Linked DNA regions of Mus musculus: region 1 is linked to region 2. A link is a loop called in an ENCODE intact Hi-C map of the cell type or tissue named here. Cell type or tissue: heart. All regions are shown on one strand. Links, peaks and the distances in the headings refer to the core of each region. The heading gives the core; the rest is flanking DNA. Region 1 has its middle 9.0 kb from the start of Serpinb1b. Region 2 holds the start of Serpinb6b (serine (or cysteine) peptidase inhibitor, clade B, member 6b).

Region 1 (9,595 bases), core at 744-8,743, 110 kb before region 2:
CTCCTTGAACTCATGTCTGCTATAGTCAGGATATGGTTTGAGCTTGTCTCCTGAGCACTCCCGTGTTGGATATAATGCCCGCTGTGAAGTATCAGAAGATAGAAACTTCGTGTGTGGTGCTTGGGAGGTGGGGGCTTTGAAAAGTGATTAAGATTACACAAGATTCTCAGGGTGGGGAGCCCTGACTGAATAAGAGAATATCATCCTCATTACCACTAGGTGGCACTCATTTGTCTGTCCTGTAGTAGTTGTAGTCGTCATCGTTGTCCTCCAAGTCCCGACCCCACCCCACCCCTCTGAAATCTGGGAGAAATCCCTGCCTTCAGCTCTGCGAAATACTGTCCTGGTGGGAACTCAGCAGAGGCACAAAATCTGGCTCCAAGGGGCATAGCTTTTTGGTGGCTTCTTATCTGCTTACATTTTTTAAGACAGAGAGAAACCAGAAGAGATGCACATGCTCTCCCAGTTTTTCTGTTTGGTTGATTGGTTGTTTGGTTTTGTTTTCTTCTGTGATGCCTTACACTTCCTAGGAAGGCTATTTCAGATGCCCAGCCATGACCGTGAAGAATTCATAGTTATCCAGCCACAGTGTTTTATTATAATAATATAAATGGACATATTTCTTTTCACATACAGTATATATTCATCCCATGCCACTCAACTTTCTTTCTAGTATTACCAAAATCAGATATAAATTTCAAAATATTATTCTTAGAGTACCTGTGAAACCAAACAATCTAGTTTCTTCCAAAATAAAACAGGTCCAGTTTAAGACAGAATTTTCTTTGTAAAATTCAGCGACAGGCAAGGAAAAAGTGGTGGGCCCTACAAACTTCCAAATCTCAATATTACAAGCACTGTGACGGCTTGAGGCTTGAGAATACCCACATCACACCTCCCTAGTCCACATCTTGGACACACACTCAGGAAGGGCAAGGTAGTTGATTGTCCATGGCTTTGATGGACCTCATCCCCAGGTGCATAAACGCAGCAGCTCTTACAAACTGAGTCCAGTGTTTGTGACTTTCCTAGGTTGTAGCTATATTTAATAATCACACACACACACACACACACACACACACTGCCCCTCCCTGGCTCAGTTTTCTTGCCTTTATTTCTGTGAAACACCTTCCTGGTGGAAACTTCACAATGACAATCCCTGGCTCCATTAGTGATCATTCTGTGGTAGGTCCACTTGAAATCCAGGAGAATGTGCCACACAGATCCCCCCTCACAATCAGCTGACCTGAGACATCTTGAAACAACTTCAAGGACTTCAAGAAGGACAGCAGAAACAAGGAGTGCCACATTGGAATGTGGCAGCTGTGGTATCCCGAGTCCCCACAGCACACTGGGTCCCTTCCTTGAAACTCTTTTGTCTGAGGCATTCTGGTGTGTGGTAGGCATGGCAATTGGGATAATCCCTTGATGACTTTGACTTGCTCTGGCTTGCAGTAATGAATAGCATCTGGCTTCTTGCCACATGAATCTCTTGATCAAAGGCTAGTTTTGGCAAAGCCTTCGTAGTCTTTTCCTGAGCATGTACTTTCTTTCTTTAACATGGTAGAGAATTTCACTAGCACTCCCTGCCTCACTTCGCCCTCTCTTCTCTTCTCCCTGCTCTGCCTCTGCTATATCTGTATCTGTATGTTTCTCTCCCTCCCACACACACCCTTCTCTTGTCCTCTGTGTGTGTATTGGGGGGGGGGGTGTAGGAGAAAGAGAGAGAGAGAGAGAGAGAGAAAGAGAAGGGGAGGAGAGCAAAACTAAGCAAGGAGAGAGAGAGAAAAACTAAGGATTAAGCACAGACAACCTTTCACTGTATATATCTTGAGGAAAGCATTAAATTGTTCAAAATGGCTTCTAACTGGCCATCTTCCTGTGTCAGACCCCATTTGGCTGGGATAACAGTCTTGTGTGTACCTCCGTACCTGGCTTCTCTTTCCATTATAAGTTGTCTTTTATCTTTTTGCCTTCTTTTATTGAACATTAAGCAATTGTGTATTCTCAACAGTTTGCTTAGAGATTTTGATTATTTTGATTATTATTTTTTTTTACTTTCACATAAAATCATCAGGCATAATTCTGCCAAGGTCACTGTCACTTTCTGAGAGGCCAGTCTTTCCTTGGATTTCTCACACCTTGTTCCTCATTTCCATCTTAGATACACTTGGAGGTGCCTTTACAACCCATGTTTCTGCCAACATGCAAATCTAAGCCAAGTAAGAACTCTCTCAGCATGGTGAGGCCCTCACTACAGTTCCCTATTATGATCTATCACCACTGTCATCCTTAAAGACCCAATAGAAATCTCAAACTCTTCCAGTCTCTGTCATCACTCACAGTGGAAGCCACTGTCACGGCTGGGGTGGTTGTGTAGTCACAGTGAAAACATGATGCTAATATCTTACTTTGTGGTGTTATAACTCGATAGTGAAACTGAGAAGTTTACTTACAAAATTGTTTCACTTTTTGAGACCGAAAGCTTGTGGGAAGTTCTGTGTTAATGAAGGCTTCTCTCTGCTTCCAAGATGGTGCCCGCTTGCTGAGGTTTCTGGGAGATGAGGCTCGCCCTCATGAAGCAGAAGAGATGAGAGCGGCAGCCCATCCACTCCCTCTGTCTTAGTCAGAGTTTCTACTGCTGTGATAAAACCACATGCCATGACGAAAGCAACTTGGAGAGGAAAGAGCAGGTTGATTTCAGTTCCTACTCAGGCCACGGGTCCCCACTTGGGGAAGTAGGGGCAGGAGCTCAAGGCAGGGACTGAATCAGAGGCCATGCAGGAGTGTCGCTTACTGACTTGGTTTACATGGCGTAGATTAGTTTTCCAATAAAATATATCTGATCTGGGTCTCCCCTCCCTCAAATATGACTAGATCCTCTCTCACTCACCCCCCCCCACCCACCCAACACCATCTCTCTCTCTCTTTCTCTCTCTCTCTCTCTCTCTCTCTCTCTGTGTGTGTGTGTGTGTGTGTGTGTGCTCCTTGTACTTTAAAAAATTCTAGTTGGTTTCAATTTTGTTAGGAGAGAGAGACAGACAGACAAAGTCAGAGACAGAGACAGAGACAGAGACAGAGACAGAGACAGAGTCAGGAGTCAGAGTCAGAGTCAGAGTCAGAGTCAGAGTCAGAGTCAGAGAAGGAGGAAGGGAGAGAATCATAAAATTGGAAACCATAATATAAAAGTGAAAGGTCAATGAGAAACAAAAGCACAAATAAAGCCACATGAGACAAAAAAAAAAAAAAAGTTTACAAAAATACCACCGAGCTCATTTTGTGTTGGCCATCTACTGCTGGGCATGGAGCCTACCAGTAAGTGGCATTAAGTGTGATCAATGTGCCAAGTGAGATTCCACGGGAGAAAAATTATCTCTCTTTTGCAAGTAGTTGTCAATTGGAGACAGCTCCTTGGTGAAGGATGGGAGGAGACTTCCCCTTCTCAGTGCTAGGAGCCTGTGTGGCTTGGAGCTGGGCAGGACCTGTGCATTCTGCCACAGTCTGTATGAGTGTATTATCTGTGGGATTACTGGACATTTCCATTGTGTATTTTAGGAGCACAGATTACCATGAGCAACTGAAGGCATGAAGAGGGAGACTCCGGTACTCAATTATTGCTGCTGCCCCACCCTTGAGAGCAGAAGTGATGTATTCTTGTCTCGATCTTCACACTTCCTGCCTATGCAGTGCTCTGGATTCTCACAGATACCATGAGAGCCTTTGATTTACACTTTAAAAGCATTTTGAATGAGTTTGTCCTGTTCCCACTCAGTTTAAAAACTGTCTTAGGGTGACTAGTGACATTTTAAATTGATGTGGAATTATAAATCTCACAATCACATTTTACTAAATATTGAAATGTGATTGTTTTTTAATCTTTTGGGGGGATTTGAGACAGGGTCTTTGAGACTGTGCTAGAAATCTCTCAGTAGAACAGGCTACCCTCCAACTTCCTTTATTTTAAATTTTAAACTTAGCCTATATAATGTAAAATACTGTATTTATTACATTTCCACACATATACATCGTCCTACTTAATTCAGATCGGCCCCTGCTTTATTATCTCTTGTCCCCATTCCATGAGAACGTAGATCATTCTTCCCAAAAGTCACACTTTTATGTCTTTAAAATAATCTGGGTTCCCTATTGAAGAATCTGTGAAGGGGCTTTAGTAGTCCTGAGAATGGCAAACATGGCTCAGGCCTTTCACCTTGCCCCCATTCCCTCTCCTTGCTGAAAGTCTTAGATTGCTTTCTGAAAGCTAGCCACCAAGGTCTATTCCGTTATTTAGCCACTTGCTCCTCCTGGGGCTGACTACCAAGATCCAGCTATCAAAGTATTGAAGTCCATCAATAAAAAGCTTCTTATGATTAACCTAATTAACATGCTCAATTATGATTAAACAGATCACCCTACCATGGGGTTTCCCCCCTTGACCTTTGTAAGCCATCATCTGCTGTGGGCCCTGTCTGTCTCCTCTCTATCCAGAGGCAGTCCTTTGTCCCCTTTCTCCTTGTTCCTTTCCCATTCTTCCTAGTTCTCTGGCTCCTGTCTTTGTCTTTTATTCCCTGGCCTGTGTTCTTCTGGGGCTAATAAATTTCCTTTGTGCTGAGAATGTGGTCTTAGGTGTCTTCAGCTGATTCCATGTGTCTCTAAAGTTTGTCCTTCAGAGCCTAGTTTATTTCACATCACACACAAACCTCATGAAAAGTGATAATAAAGGCAAATTTTTTCCACAATTGTACCCTCTAGGTAAAACTTTTTTATTTTATAACACATTATCCAATTTCGGGTGGGTGTGCAAGCATATGGGCACACCCAGCGTGTTCATCACATACAGTGAACCTCGGGACATCAGAGAACACCCTTGCTAAAGTAGGTTCTTTCCTTCCACCATGTGGGTCCAGGCAACTGAACACAGGTTGTCAGTGTTGGTGAAAGGCACCTTTACCCATTGAACCATCTCCCTGGCTGTCAAAGATCATCTTTGACACCACAGTGTAAACTTAGGCAGGCAGTGAGGTGTGAAGTAGGTGATTGGGGTCAGTGCTGATGGGAATCAGCACTAAGAGGGGCTGATGGGAGTCTATCCAGACAGTGACTGACAGGGACTGCTGCCTACGACAGGTAGCGATTACAGAAATTATTAAGCAGACATTTTTTTTCCCTCTGAGGGAAAAAAAAAACTTGATTCACTGAAGCTGCCATTCCCTGCATCCAGTCAAATGCTCTAAACTCTTTTAACTCTTCGGGGCTGGTGTGTAAGAAAAGGAAAGAGAGAAAATTCATGTGACCTCACACATGCTCTGCCACTGAGCTACAAGTCAGGCCCTTTAAATTTGTTTTTAAGAACTTATTTTTAACTTGTTATAATAACCCCAAGTCCTCAAACTAACCAAGGGTTCGCTACAGTGGTGTGAGGATGCTGTTTGACAGTGGGCAATTTTGGACCCTGTATTGTGGTTGTAGTTAACAAGGCAATCCTAGAAAAGTCTTATTAGTCCAGTGACTTGAGGGACCAGTCACAAGAACAGGAGTACCAGCCTCTCAGGGTTTCTTCTAGCTCTTTCATTGTCTTCTGCAGACCACAGCACACATTACTGTTTGAGCAGCATAGCTCACCTGCTCCCTCCAGGGGGCAGACACTCACCCTTGTATAACAAACAGGCCTGACTCTGGGCTGTCCAGATCCCTGACATTCAGATGCCAGATTCAGAGACACTCATCTTCTCTCAGGCAGCTAGAATCCCACAATCCACTGATGCCTGGAAAATGCTCATGGCAAACACATTTAGATTCCCCCCCCCCCCTCTTAACACTAAGCCTTCTTTCACTGTCTCAAGTTGAAGCACTGGCTTTTTTTTTTTTCCCTTGTTTGTTTGCCTGATCCTGCCTCTGACTACACAATTAACTCCTTTCCTTTTTCCCTGCTCTCTTCTCAGTGCTCCTTCTCTGGCTGCTGGAATTTTACTCTCAGACCAAAGTTTGACCCAGAAAACTTAGAAATGCTCTATACTTAGAATCTATTTTATTATGGGGAGATGTGCTGGACAAGGATCTGGGAGAGAGGTATAAAGTTCCTCTGGACTTTCTAGGCATCTTGCCTCATGCTATTGTGATGTGCTCACCAAATCAGAAGGGTCCATGAAGCATGGATTTCAGGTGGTCATTGCTTTAGACTAAGTTTCTGCACTAGGCCTCAATATACTGAACTTAAAATCAAAATGGGGTCACCTAGCCTAAAATTCCAAACAGGACCTACTTGGTTTCTGGTTTTCCAAGAAAAGGAAGTGAAAATACTCACAACCAAATGTCCCAGGCAGTTCTCTTTGAATCAACAGAAGACAAAGTTCCTCTGCTCTAATTCTCACAAAAAGAAATCTGATGGCCCTCAGTCATTTTTCTCAAACTTTGAACTTAATCTACTAGACACAGTCAATATCTCACCTTTAAACTCTGTATATGCCTACCATGGGTGATGTCTACTAATAAACACCATGGCATGCCCAGAGACCCTTTTATGCATAACCAGAGAAACTCCCTTCACATTGGAAAGCCCAGTAGAATTTTAAAGATTTTTTATGAAAATATGTAAGCTATGACTTCACACTTAGAGACTCTCATCTGCAGGGCAGACAGGTAGACTTGCTCAGAGAAATGGGGAGCTAAAGAGACAAATTTAAAATAAGACATCTGAGGATGACAAAGTTACTATCCATCCTCTGGGTCAACTGGTATGACTGACAGAGACTTTCAGAAACACTAGGCCAGGTTGCCTCAGTTGGATAGAATATAAGCTCTCTCTGAGGTGGGTCATTGTTCCACAGCCCTGCCTGGTAAATTCATATCACAGCATAGAATATGGTGCAATCTTCAGTGGTAAAGTTGCTATGGTTTAGATAACCATCCTGATGGCATTGATTGGAAAGTTGATCCCCAATCCATTACTATTGGGGCCCTGAAGAGAGCTGTTAGGTCATGTGTACTCCACCCTCATTAATGGACTAATCTCTTGCTTTTTGCAACCCACTTTTGGCCTCCAATTTTCAACTGTGAAAAGATTTCAGAATGCTGTGACTTGCAACAGCCCCTAGACCCTAGAAATTCAGCCTTTAGAATCATGTACAGATCAGGTTTCTATTTGTTAGGAGTAATCCATTCTAAGTTAATCTGCTATTGAAGCCTAAAATGGGCTAAGAAATAAATGGTTTTAATCCCTAAGTCTCATGTCATTTATAACCTCTCCCACTAGAATATGGTTGGCCCTAGGGCCTCCTAAGCCTGTTGCTTGCCCAGGAGGCACTTGTGTGTACCCAGGTGCCTTTGTAACTTAGCTCCACTCACCTCCCAAATAAACCCGGAGGAAGCAAGATACCTTCTGAATTGCTTGGTATGGAAGGTGTGATGAGTCAAACCTTCGAATATTGAGTCTCTAGAAGGGGCTGCTGCTCACTATATAAAGAGGCTGATCTTGTACCTGAACCTTGAGAGTTCTAGAGATAGCAAGCTGAGCAGGTGAGGTCAGGCCCCATGGTGAGGAGGGCTGAGGTTTCCTGTGGGGAATGGTAAGGTGGAAGTGCAAGTATAGAATACAGAAGGGAAATGAAGAACCAAAGAAGCTGGAATTTCATTAGCTTTTGTTCCTCTTTTGGGCAGGTCAACAGATTCAAAATACAACTGCTCTGTGCCTAAGAGGGTGAGGAGTCCAGGACAAATGAGAGGTGTGAGTTGCCACCTGTGGGTGTGTCCTCCCCACTTCCTGACCCTCTTTTGGCTTCTCCCTGTTGTTTGATCTGTTTCTCACACCTCTACCCAAAATGTGGGCTTTGGGGACAACCACAAAAACGAAGGGCCAGTGTCATCACATACATCAAAGCCATCATATCACATCATAGCACATCATGTCCCTGTGACTAACTGCCATTAGTCGCCATTGATGATGACCTTGTGGCTGAGGGGAAGGGTTTTTCAGCTTCTTGGGTGTAATTTTTCCTCTCAAGGTGACAGATACAACCCCCACCGTCCTATCGTGCTTGTTATTGCTCAGTTACTAATATCACTTCTCGGTAAGATTTCAGACATACAGAAGATCCCAGGGTTCTTTGACACTGACACCAAGTGAAAGATGCCACAGAACCACAGTTCCTCCAGAGAAAGCCCCTTGGATTCATCCCTGCCTCTGCACACTGTGAGTTAGTAACCTTGAGAGTCGTGCCTGTGGGTTCAGAAATTTTGCATGGAATTTCAACATTAATTTTATTTTAACATTTCCAGAGAATTCAAAAAAATTTCCAGTTCCATCATAGAAGTGAATCTCAACCTGACACAGAAAATTTCAAATGATTATTTTAATTGTCAACATCTCACCAACCTTTGCTATTTAATTTTTGGAGTGTAGTCTGCCAATTGGGTGTGTAATGCAATAGTAGGAAACAAGTATAAACATTAGAAGATTTGGACTAAAGTATAATATGGAAGTGTGATATTTCAATACATGTGTGCAATAGCGTTGACCAAATCAGAGTAATCTACTTCCTTGCCATTGCTTTGTGTTTGAGGATTTCAGACTCCTCTTGTCTACTTATACATAAAACATAAGAAACAGATTACCATGAACTATGGTTTCCCCACTGTGTAGAGGAATACTACAAGTTACTACTTCTGTTTCTGGTAGCCATTATCCAACCTTACTCTAATTCTAACCCTTCTCAGTCTTTGGTGATGACCATTGTGCATCCAGGTTGACATTTTACATGTTCTTACTTACAAGGAGGAGGTTTTGACATAGTGCACAGGGCCAACCCACCATGGACCACACCCTGACACTGTGAGCTAAACATGTCTTTCCTCCTTAATTTGGCCTCTTAGGTATATTGGCCATGGCCATGTAGAAGTGGTTAGTTAAACATTCTTACCAAACTTTGATATTATTTCTATAGATTTCTTGAAATACTAGTCATTCTAACTAGGGTGAGATGACACAAGATAGTATTCATACTATGTAAGAATCTTAAACCTCTTAATAACCTCCACCACAACAGCATAATATTCCTACTTTAGCAAAGGGGACACCATCAAGCTCTGCCTTGCCAAAGACACCAGGTTATGAGAACATCTCCAGTTCTTCCCCTAAGCTCTGAATAAAATGCCTTGACACCAACCTCTAAAATCTAAAATAAGCAAAGGACATGCACAAATACTTCTCAAGAATTTCCAGGTAGGCATCTTTCCTTTCTGCCTCTATACTGGTTGGTTTTGTGTATCAACTTGACACAAGCTGGAGTTATGTCAAAGAAAGGAGCCTCCCTTGAGGAAATGCCTCCATGAGATCCAGCTGTAAGGCATTTTCTCAATTAGTGATCAAGGATGGGAGGGCCCATTGTGAGTGGTGCCAACAGTGGACTGGTAGTCCTGGGTTCTATAAGAAAGCAAGCTGAGCAAGCCAGTAAGCAACATCCCTCTATGACCTCTGCATCAGATCCTGCTTCCTGACCTCTTGAGTTCTACTACTGACTTCTTTTGGTGATGAACAGCAATTGGAAGTATAAGCTGAATAAACCCTTTCCTTCCCAACTTGCTTCTTGGTCATGATGTT
Region 2 (9,595 bases), core at 855-8,854:
TGAGAAACAATGCCAGCAAGGCTTCTGCTCATTGCATGTCAGGATGGCTAAGTTCTAAAGAAATAGATGAGCACACAGTAACCCGGAAATTGAACTCATTGTGTTGGCTTTGGAATCAATGGCTGTAAAGGACAGGGAAAAATGAAGTAATAACAACTGGAACCTGGAGAACAGGGTTTGTGGTGTGGTAAATATTGGCAGAAATAGTTGTTTGTGGTGAAAAGAAATATGAGACATTGCCCCTGTGACCTTTGGTATCTGTCTAAATAAGTGTGACCATTGGCCTGTAAGGAAAGAGTAAAGAAAAAATGAGGTCATGAGGATGAACTCTAATCCAGTCTGACAAGTGTCCTTATCAGAAAGGACATTTGGTCACAGCAAACAAGAAACACACTGTGGGGACAGAGGGAGTAGCCAACAAAAACCAAAAATGTCAAATATACCTGAAGCACTGCTCCCAAGAAGAGCCTCAGCTGGTTCTGACTCAAATCTCCCAGCCAAACCTGACCCAAATGTGATTAGAAACTTCTGGGAACAGCCCATTTATACTTGGCTTGTTGAAAAACTAAGTCTCGAGAAGAGCCAGAGAACAGAGAGTGAAGTCACGGGTAGACTTGGTGCAAAATTTTTGGTGTTCCTGCTCCAAGTGACCTGCAACCTTCCCATTAACACCCCAACTTCTGTGGATCTGGGGAGTCCTGGGAGCAGGGAGAGCTGGCTCAGAGTAAAAGTGAGGTCAAGGTGTTTCCAAACCCCAGAAATTTCATCCTGAGATTGCAGGAGGGAAACCATTCCCCCTGCCCTCCTCTGTGCCTGCATATCCCAGCACACATAGACCAGTGCCACACCAACCTTGCCTCCACCCCAGGAGGTTAGTTAGCCAGTAGCCAGGCTAAACTTTCTCTCCCCTTGAAAGGTCATGTCCTGCAGCACCTGGAATTCGTTATCCAAATGAGACATCCCTAACACCCTGGCCCTAGGCAATGATGTACACTCTCCCCAAAAGCCCCTACTCACCTTCCAAATATTTAAGTAGCCTTTGTTACCCCGACTAAAGGAGCTTGCTTCTCCTGTGAGACTTTTCATCACACTCACATGCCCCAAGGTCTCTTTCATCCCTGGTATTCCCTCCCCAATTCTACCTGCCATGGTCAAGGCTGATTGTGCCACAAATTACGGTGAAATGGAGCCTGAATAGAAAACCTCCACCCCTCCAGCAGGAACTGGTCAAAATACTCATGCCAGGATCCCAGCAGGGCTAGCACATCCTTCCTATCGTATACACCACACCCCTATGTCACCACCAGTTGATTATCAAGAGCAGCCACATTGAGATCTGAACCAGCTCGACTGACATCAATGATACTTAGATTCTGTGAAATGGAACTGGTTACCTGAGCCATCTGGCTTGCAGTAGTTCCTTTTGCCCCCATGAAGACCATGGCCAGGGCTGAGGAGACGCTTATAGGTGAGAAAAGTACATTTCTGGAGCTGTCTTCACCCAGTGTTTTCAAAAGGTTTAAGGCAAAAGTGGCATTTGCTTCCAGCAGTGGATCCATGATGGTAAGCCTGGAATGAGGGATTAAAATCAACCTCACATTATTATGGGGTAATTAATATGCAACCTGCATCTTTGCTGCCACTGACACTGGGATGCTGTGGCTCAGTACACAAAGGGACACGCACAGCATGGAAGGTAAAAGTCACACTCATTAAACGATAAGCCCTGTTGGGAACAGACAGGCTAATTCAGGGTCAGGCTATGTCTTTTTAATGTGCAAGGTATCTTTAATTACTTGAAGAGCCACAAGGAGTCAGGAGAGAGGACACAGGGCAGGAACAAACTCTCCAGAAATCAGCAAATGCATCTTCAGAGACTGGAAGCATGAGACTATAAGAGCAGGGCCTGTCTGCTCTGACATCACTCACAAATAGTAGCCAAAATCCTATCTCCCCACCAAACAGCCTTCCATTCTGAAATGCTCCAATGAGTCCGCTGAGCAGTGTATGAAGTAGAGAAAGAAATGAGGAAAGAAAGTATCTACCAGCAAGGGACAAGAACCCAGCTCTAGGGCATGTGAAGAGACTCAGAGTACAAACTGGCTGTTAGCTGTGCTCCGACTGTCGAGGATGCTGAAGATGTAGGTCCAGGTCCCAAACTCTTGAGCAAATTGACTACTTCAGATAACTGGCATTTTTGTTCTTTATGCTCAGGACTATTCTTCTTGGGTAGTAGGGACCTCCTTAAACTATATACTTTGCTCTGAGCTGTTAGAGTCAAACATCCTGGCTTTGTGGCAATAAAAGCACCTTACATCCTCTGTTCAACATAACTAGTCCAAGGATATAATATTGCTCTTCTCCCGATTTCTGTTAATAGAGCCATTGTGAGTACAGCTGAGTCTAGGAACTGAAAACCCAGCTGCGGTTATTAGGCACACCAGCAGCAAGCTGAAAGACACACTCCCTGTCACAGCCCAAGTGAACCATGCAGTAAAGGTCACCTAAAAGTTCCTTTGCACTTGACTCTTCTGAGACATACTTGCACTTGCAGTCAGTCAGTCATTCACCTGGGCTCAGCTCATTGCTCTTAGGTTTCATTGTGCAAGTGTGTTCATGGACTACATTGTTCACAGGACTCCATTTTGGATGCTTCCTCTGTAAGTGCTGCACAGCTCTGTCCCTTTGCCAATATTATCTGTTCTGGGACCAAGGAGCTTCCTGCTTCCTGCTCATGCCCTCATTCTGGTGGCTCAAGCTGTCCAATCAGTTATTTTGATTTATTGTTTTTCTGATATGATCATTATCCTTACATTCCACTGAGAGGTTACCAGGGTCTATAGTAGTCTGGGTGTGATTTTTACATCTGAATCTTTGCTTAACTGCTTTCAGCCATCGCCTTTGCCATTGAGAAGTCTGATTGACATTTGACCCTAGATCTATACTCCTTCTCTTGTCCTGAACTCACCCCTGACTCTGAGGGACTTGTTTCTCTAAGGCAGCACCTGTGGCCCCCTTCTGAGCTCCTCTTCCCATACTAACACAGAAACTTCCTCCAGCAACTTTCTCACGCCAAGCTAACTAGCCAGGGTGGCCAAAATGGCCAGCTCTGGGTTCACTGAGAGACCCTGCCTGAAAATATAAGGTGGAGAAAGCATAATAAAAAAAGATGCCAGGCACCACACACGTATATACACACATATGTACATACACATACCCACTCAAGGAAACACACATGATATGCAAAACAGTTAAATTAAAAAATAAAATACTATAATATTTGATATAACCAATCTACATCTCCCTGTATTTTTCAAATCATCTATAAATAACCTACATTACACTATACAATGTAAATGCCAAATAAACCACCCTTTATACCATACTATTTAGAGCAGAAAAGGAAAAACAGTTTAGCCACGTTTGAATTGGAGTCTCATCGTTGTGTCATCCAGGTTGACCTCCCACTCTTATCTTCCTGACTCTGTCTCTTGGATGCTGGCTTACCTACAGAACACCTAGCTTCTCCAAAGTAGTTTTTATCTGCTGTTGGTTTATATCTGCTGAGTCTGGTTGACTAAGTGTGAAATCCATGGAAGAAGACACAGGGATCCAAGCGAACATGCTTTAGGGAACAAAGTGTGAACCATACACCCTCTCTGTGTGACAACAGAAGCCATAGTGGGTACAGATACTCAGGGTAGTTCTCAAACACAAACAGCAGTCATTTCCTGTAACCACATTCACATTACTGGGCCCCAGCACGGCTCACAGGACCTTAACACAAATGTTATTTGATAGTCGGACCCTCCACACACAAACCACACGAGGAAGTGGGCAGCCTCAGGTACAATGCTCTCACAAGCAGCTGTTTCCCACATACCCTAAAAACGGTGTAAAAGAGCCAAACCTCATCTAGCTTCCTGACAGCACATGAATGCTAGATTTCCATACTTCCGATTCTCAAAATGGATTCAAGGTAAGAAGGAGGAACAGTAAGCCTGGGGCTCTGGGGCTGAGCAAGCAGAAGAACAGGCTCAGGGTCCACCAACAAAACAAAGGAAGGGAGGAAAACCTGAGCTTTCATCTGACACACAAACTTTATCAAAACTTCGCCTATGTCCCACAGACATCAAATCTTGCAGGATTCCACCACCATTGCCACGAGTGTGATAAAACAATAACAAACAAGAGAACAACAAAAACAAACAAAGGACAAAACTGGACAAATCCTGGGGTATTGATCCAAGCTTAAAGGCACTAAGGGTATGGGCAACCCCCTGAGAACAGCCCAACCCCGTCTCTAAGACGCAGGCTCACTCAGCCAATAAGAGGCCACAAGGGTGGCAAAGCCTGCCGCCCTGGACAGACTAGGTCCCTCTTGGTTTTGATACCTCTTCGTACCAATCCCTGCAGGATTCTTATGTCATGCCCATTCCATGCGCCAAGTTAGCTCCTCCCATCCAGGTCCCACAACCCCAGCACCCTACCCCACCATCTTCAGCCAGCTCGTAGCAGAGCTTACCTGGAACCCCAGGTTCAGGCTGTCAGCAAGCAGAATCTAGAGAAGGAAGAGCCTGTGCTCTGGCCTCAAATAGCTGCAGGGCGCAGCGTGGGGAGGTCCCAGAGTCAGGAAGTCCCAGGGGAGGTGTCAGAGGGGCTGTGGGCTGTCCGGGTGAAAAGGAAAAGAAACGGAAAAGCAGGATCGCTGCACTTTGACCATTGCCTGCAGTCGGGTTCAGCAGCTAGCTGCAGACTGGTCTAGTTAAATCAGGAATCCTCGCTAGCACTGTTTGTTTGCTATGACTACCTACTTCAGAAAACCAAGGGATTTAACCAAACCGCTTGGATGAAGCAATTAGAAGGGTGTCCACTAGGGGGCATGCAACGCCCGCCCCCCCCCCCCTCTTCCTCTTCTCTTCTTTCCCCCTCCTCCTCTCTCCCTGTCTTCCTCCCTCTGTGGGAGGGTGTGTTCCACACTACATGAGTGTTATGGCCTCAATGACTAAAATGTGCTAACTCTCAATGGGAATAAATGAGACAGCATTAAACAGAAATGTTGGGAGTTCCTTTCAGGGTTATAACCAGGGTCCAAGTTTTTGCCGAGTATGCACAGAAAACCACAGAAGCCTCCCTTGTAATTACTGTGTCCAAGACTCCACTACTGTCCCAGCCCTCAGGTACTGACATTTTATATAAATGGCAGAAAAACTCTAACATCTCACATCTCTCCTATCGAGCAAAAAGACCCGGTGGAGAGAATGCTGGCCAGGTTTAAGAGACTGGTCAGCTCTGGAGACCTCAGATTCTTTTCTGCCTTCTTCACTCTCACACCAGGACAAGGATCCCCAACATTGACCTTTCTGACATTTGAGTTAGGTGTGTCTCGGCTGTGTCTAAGCTGTAGCACCTTATAGAATGTTCAGCACCACACTGGCCTTTCTAGGTGTCATAACAGACCAGGCCACCACACCAGCTGTGAGATGTGACTCTTGACATACAGAAACACAAAGGAATGCTTCATTTAGCCTCTGCATTCTTTCCAGTGCAGCTTTATTGCTCTGGCTTATCCTTCTGGCCCACCCTTTTTCAAACTACAGGGCACATAGCCTCTGTACCTGTGCACATTAGGGTTCTTCTGTATAACTAACTTCCGGTTTATCATCAACAGGGAGCATTATTTCGGTTCTCTACCACAGATCTACAAGTCGTTACTTTAAAATGTTTGGGTGACCTCTCTAAAAAGATTGCACAGAATTCTCTCTTATCTCCTTTTCTGGCTTCTCTGAATTCCTTTGTGTGTATCTTGATAGATGTTTTGACTTTAAACCATTTCAAGGGTTGTCATAACTAGCATACAGCTAAGCTCCCGTCCATGTTAATTCACACAGAGTCATCCAGCTGGGGTATCAGTGTGTGCATTCCAATTAAATGAGTCCTGAGATGGAAAAATACCCTGGAGTGAATCCAGATTCTTAAAAGGATAAATACACGGAACGTTTGGTTAGTTGTGGAATCCATCCTCATAAGGACGGTACCTGATGGCGATTCTCTGCAGAGTCCAATTCCAGCCAGTCTTCTGGGTCTTTTGCCAAACTTATGTATGTACGTCCTGAGAAAAATCCATATTTTTGTTGTCTTGTTTTGAAATAAAGTCTCACTATATAGCCTATACAGGCCTCAAACTCTGACTTTCTGCCTCCACTGTTGATAGTCACGAGCCCTCATGCACACATGTAAAATCCGGCTTTTACAAGAATTCTTCTGCTAGCCAACCCAAACTCTTCCTCTTCTATACCTGATCAGTCTTGATATCTGACCACCAGCAACCATGTCACCCAGACAGCATCTGATCACCCTGGCTTGTCTTCAGCAGGGGTGAGAATGCCAGTCACTTGCAGTGTTTGCTCCTAGTATTTTTTTTTAACCTACCATCACCTGCCTGCTCTTTGGCTGTAGATTACATGATGTTCATACTGTGCCAAGAACTGAGCCTCAATCTCTGTCTCCCATTACACTACCCCATTGTTGATCCTGATGATTGTTAGTAATGGTTTCCATATTACAATCTCTTAGAAAGTTAAGAAGAGAATATCTTTTCTTGTCTATTTCCCAGAATGTTTTGGTTGGTTGGTTGGTTAGTTTTTTTTGTTTTTTGTTTTTTTTTTTGTTTTTTTTTTTGTTTGTTTGTTTTTTGGTTTTAAGACCTATCTCCCTCTCTGTTTTCTCTGTCTCTCCCCACCACCACCACCATGTGTGTGTGTGTGAGGGGGCGTGTCTTTGTCTGTGTATGAGTTGAGACAGACTTATAGAGCTCAGGATAGTCTCAAGTATTGCTAGATGAATTTAAAATGTGCTTTGTAGCTGATTATGACCTTGCGCCTCTGATCTACCTGCCTCTATCTTCCAAGTGCAGGGGTTACAGGCCTGCAACATGATGGACCAGAGAGGTAGGGGTGGCCAGAGTAAGGTCAGATAACAATGTGGTATGTATGTGCACAGACATGACACAGGCATTTGACTTTAGTATTTTCATCTAACATGGACCCAACTGCTGTTTTGTAAAGGAAAGACCCACTTGAAGTCCCTGTTTCACATATGGAGTAGGGTACACTGACAAAGCTTGACTACACAATCCCGTTGACTGCCTCTGTGAGGGAATTAAGTAAGAGGGAGAAAAGTGTGTGAAGAATTTCAAGGAAATTATAATCAACACACTGTAGACAATGTGCTTTCGCACATATACAATCATTCACACACATATACATTCACATACAGCACACACATGCATATCTATTGTGGTCCATTAGTGGATTCAGCTTGAGGTTTAATTAGGACACAGTGACATCTATATAGCTTAAGGCCATTGCTCTTTTGCCAAGGCAGACTCAGAGCTAGCCTCTAAAGTAAAGGAACTTCTCTGCCAACTGTGTCTCTTTGTGTGACTCTCACTTCCCAGCTCTCTCCTGTCTCCCTTGTCTTCCTTCTGTCTATCTGTGTCTCTCTGTGTCTGCCTTCTCTCCAGCTGCAGGAATTATCAACCAGTTCTTCTGCCTAAGCTCTGCTGCCAGCTCTTTATTCTTCTAAAAGTCACATTCCAGTCTGAACCAATCAGCAGCAGGACAACACCAGATATATCTTCTTGGGTTGCTCTTTGGCATTGAGTACTGTGTGACCTTCAGCATCAAAGCTTGCTTTTTAACACGATCATCGTTTCTTTCGGTAATTAATTAGTTTATTTACTTTACTTCCAGGTCTCAGCTTCTCCTCCCTCCCCTCCTCCCAGTCCCTCCCTCTCACCTCTTCTCCCCTCATGCAACGCTCCACGTTACCTCCCTTAGATATCATTTTGCTTTAGCATACCATGTTGCAGGACTGGGCACTTCCCTTTATTAAGGCTAGACAAGGCTGTCCAGTTAGGGGAAAGGGATTCTCAGAGAATCATCTTTTAGGCAGGTGAGGAAGGAAACGCATTTACCTATAGGTCATGAGTCATAGAGAATACAATACTTCCAGCAGTTAACTCTGCCTTACCTGCAACTAACAACTGAAACTACAGAAACACACCTTCATACAATGTGGAAGAAGGTCATCCCGACATGTATCAACACATACACACACACACATTCATACACATGTACACATTCACATAGCGCACACACACATACATCTCCATACACACACATTCTATCTTATATATACACCAGCCAAGATTTAAACCTGATTCATCTGAATGGCAAAGCCCTCACTCTCAGAGCCAACAAATTCAAATTTTGTTAGTGTGACTATAACTTCAATTTTACTTCTCTTTACTGGAATCTTTTATTCTTGCTGTCTTTGGTTGGGTCCAGTGCTTGCTTCTTAAATAATCTTGCTTGTCCTCTGGCTTTTTTTTTTTCTTCTTGTCTTTCTCAAGTGTAAGGTGAGGCAGGAGATTGAGCAAGGGCAGATAGACCAGACTTCCAGCAGCCACTGAGTGATAGCTGGTACATTTTAAGTATATTTGGTTTAGATTGAACCGTTCTTTATGAATTATGGAGTTAACACCATCATGAAAAGACCACAGACTCAATCCAAATCATAATTAGATGAATTTATTAATACTGCTATCAGGGTGAGAGCATTAAAGCTAAATCAGACGTGTGCCTCCCAGAAGGGGCTGGGGGAAGATTTTAAAGGTGGAAACCACGACTACCTCTCTTCTGTAGAATTGACAGCTACATAAGAAACTGCTTCACTCCCCTCAGCTGCTGCCTCTCTCCCCTAAACACCGTGATAAAGCAGCTGTCTCACTCCCTGTTACACAGCAACAAACAGGTTTATTTTTTCAAAGAACAAACAAACCAACAGAGAAAGGCTAATTATCTTGTAGCAGGTCATAATTCTTGAGAGCCCATCTTTCAGGAGGTTAGGTTAGAAGTCCATGGCTACTAAGAGTCTGCCTGGTACTGTGGGGATTCCTCAGCCATCACAGTGTGTAGGGCACAGTTCTGACATTATACTGCTATTATATGTTCTTTGTTTATGTTTTCACCCATTATTCAAAACAAAAGTGATTTCCTTTGTTGGGCTATTGTTGTTTACTCAGAAACTGTGAAACTAAAATGTGAGTTATTCTATGAATTTTGCAGGCAAACTGGATAGACTAGAAAATGACATCCTGAGTGAGGTAACCCAGACACAAAAGGACATGCATGATCTGTACACACAGATTAGTGCTTATTAGCCAAAAAGTACAGTAGACCTAGCATACGATCCACAGACTATAAGAAGTGTAACAAGCAGAAAGGCCCAATGAGGATGTTTTAATTCCACTTAGAAGTGGAAAGGAAATACAGGCGGCAGAGGGAGGAAGGGACCTGGGTTGGAGCAGGGAGGGGAAGGAAGAAAGGGGAACAAGTTCAGGTATGGGAGAGACAGGAGAGAAGCCCACAGGGCCGAGAGAATGAACAGAGATAAGCAGTATGGGGATGGGAAGCGAGGGGACCCTCTGGAAAGTACCAGAGACTTAGGAGATGAGACAGGGTTACTAACTCACAGTCAAAATTTCTGACTCAGAACTCTTCCTGTCTAAAAGAACTGCAGGGACAAAAAT

The links. Peaks named below come from ENCODE experiments on the same cell type or tissue, not always from the same donor. Only the 100,000 strongest peaks of a DNase experiment are listed, where the experiment ranks them.
Region 1: it touches region 2 in a loop (5-fold over the local background); 9 of 42 quality-filtered maps call a loop at or near these places.

Annotation. Positions count from the first base shown.
Region 1 is chr13:33,070,274-33,079,868 of GRCm38, reverse strand. It overlaps a transcript of Serpinb1b not described here. Among named protein-coding and RNA genes, the nearest start is that of Serpinb1b, 9.0 kb to the left of the region's middle. In heart, for the core only: CTCF peaks have their summits at 5,428 and 5,629 (motif pointing right); a DNase peak (open chromatin) is centred at 2,698; H3K27ac peaks cover 222 bases.
Region 2 is chr13:32,960,474-32,970,068 of GRCm38, reverse strand. It overlaps Serpinb6b (serine (or cysteine) peptidase inhibitor, clade B, member 6b), which reads right to left and starts at 4,808. Exons shown (of 7, transcript NM_011454.2): 1 at 4,526-4,808; 2 at 1,395-1,569. The coding sequence starts at 1,559. In heart, for the core only: a CTCF peak has its summit at 4,840 (motif pointing right); a DNase peak (open chromatin) is centred at 4,498; H3K4me3 peaks cover 1,189 bases; H3K27ac peaks cover 4,968 bases.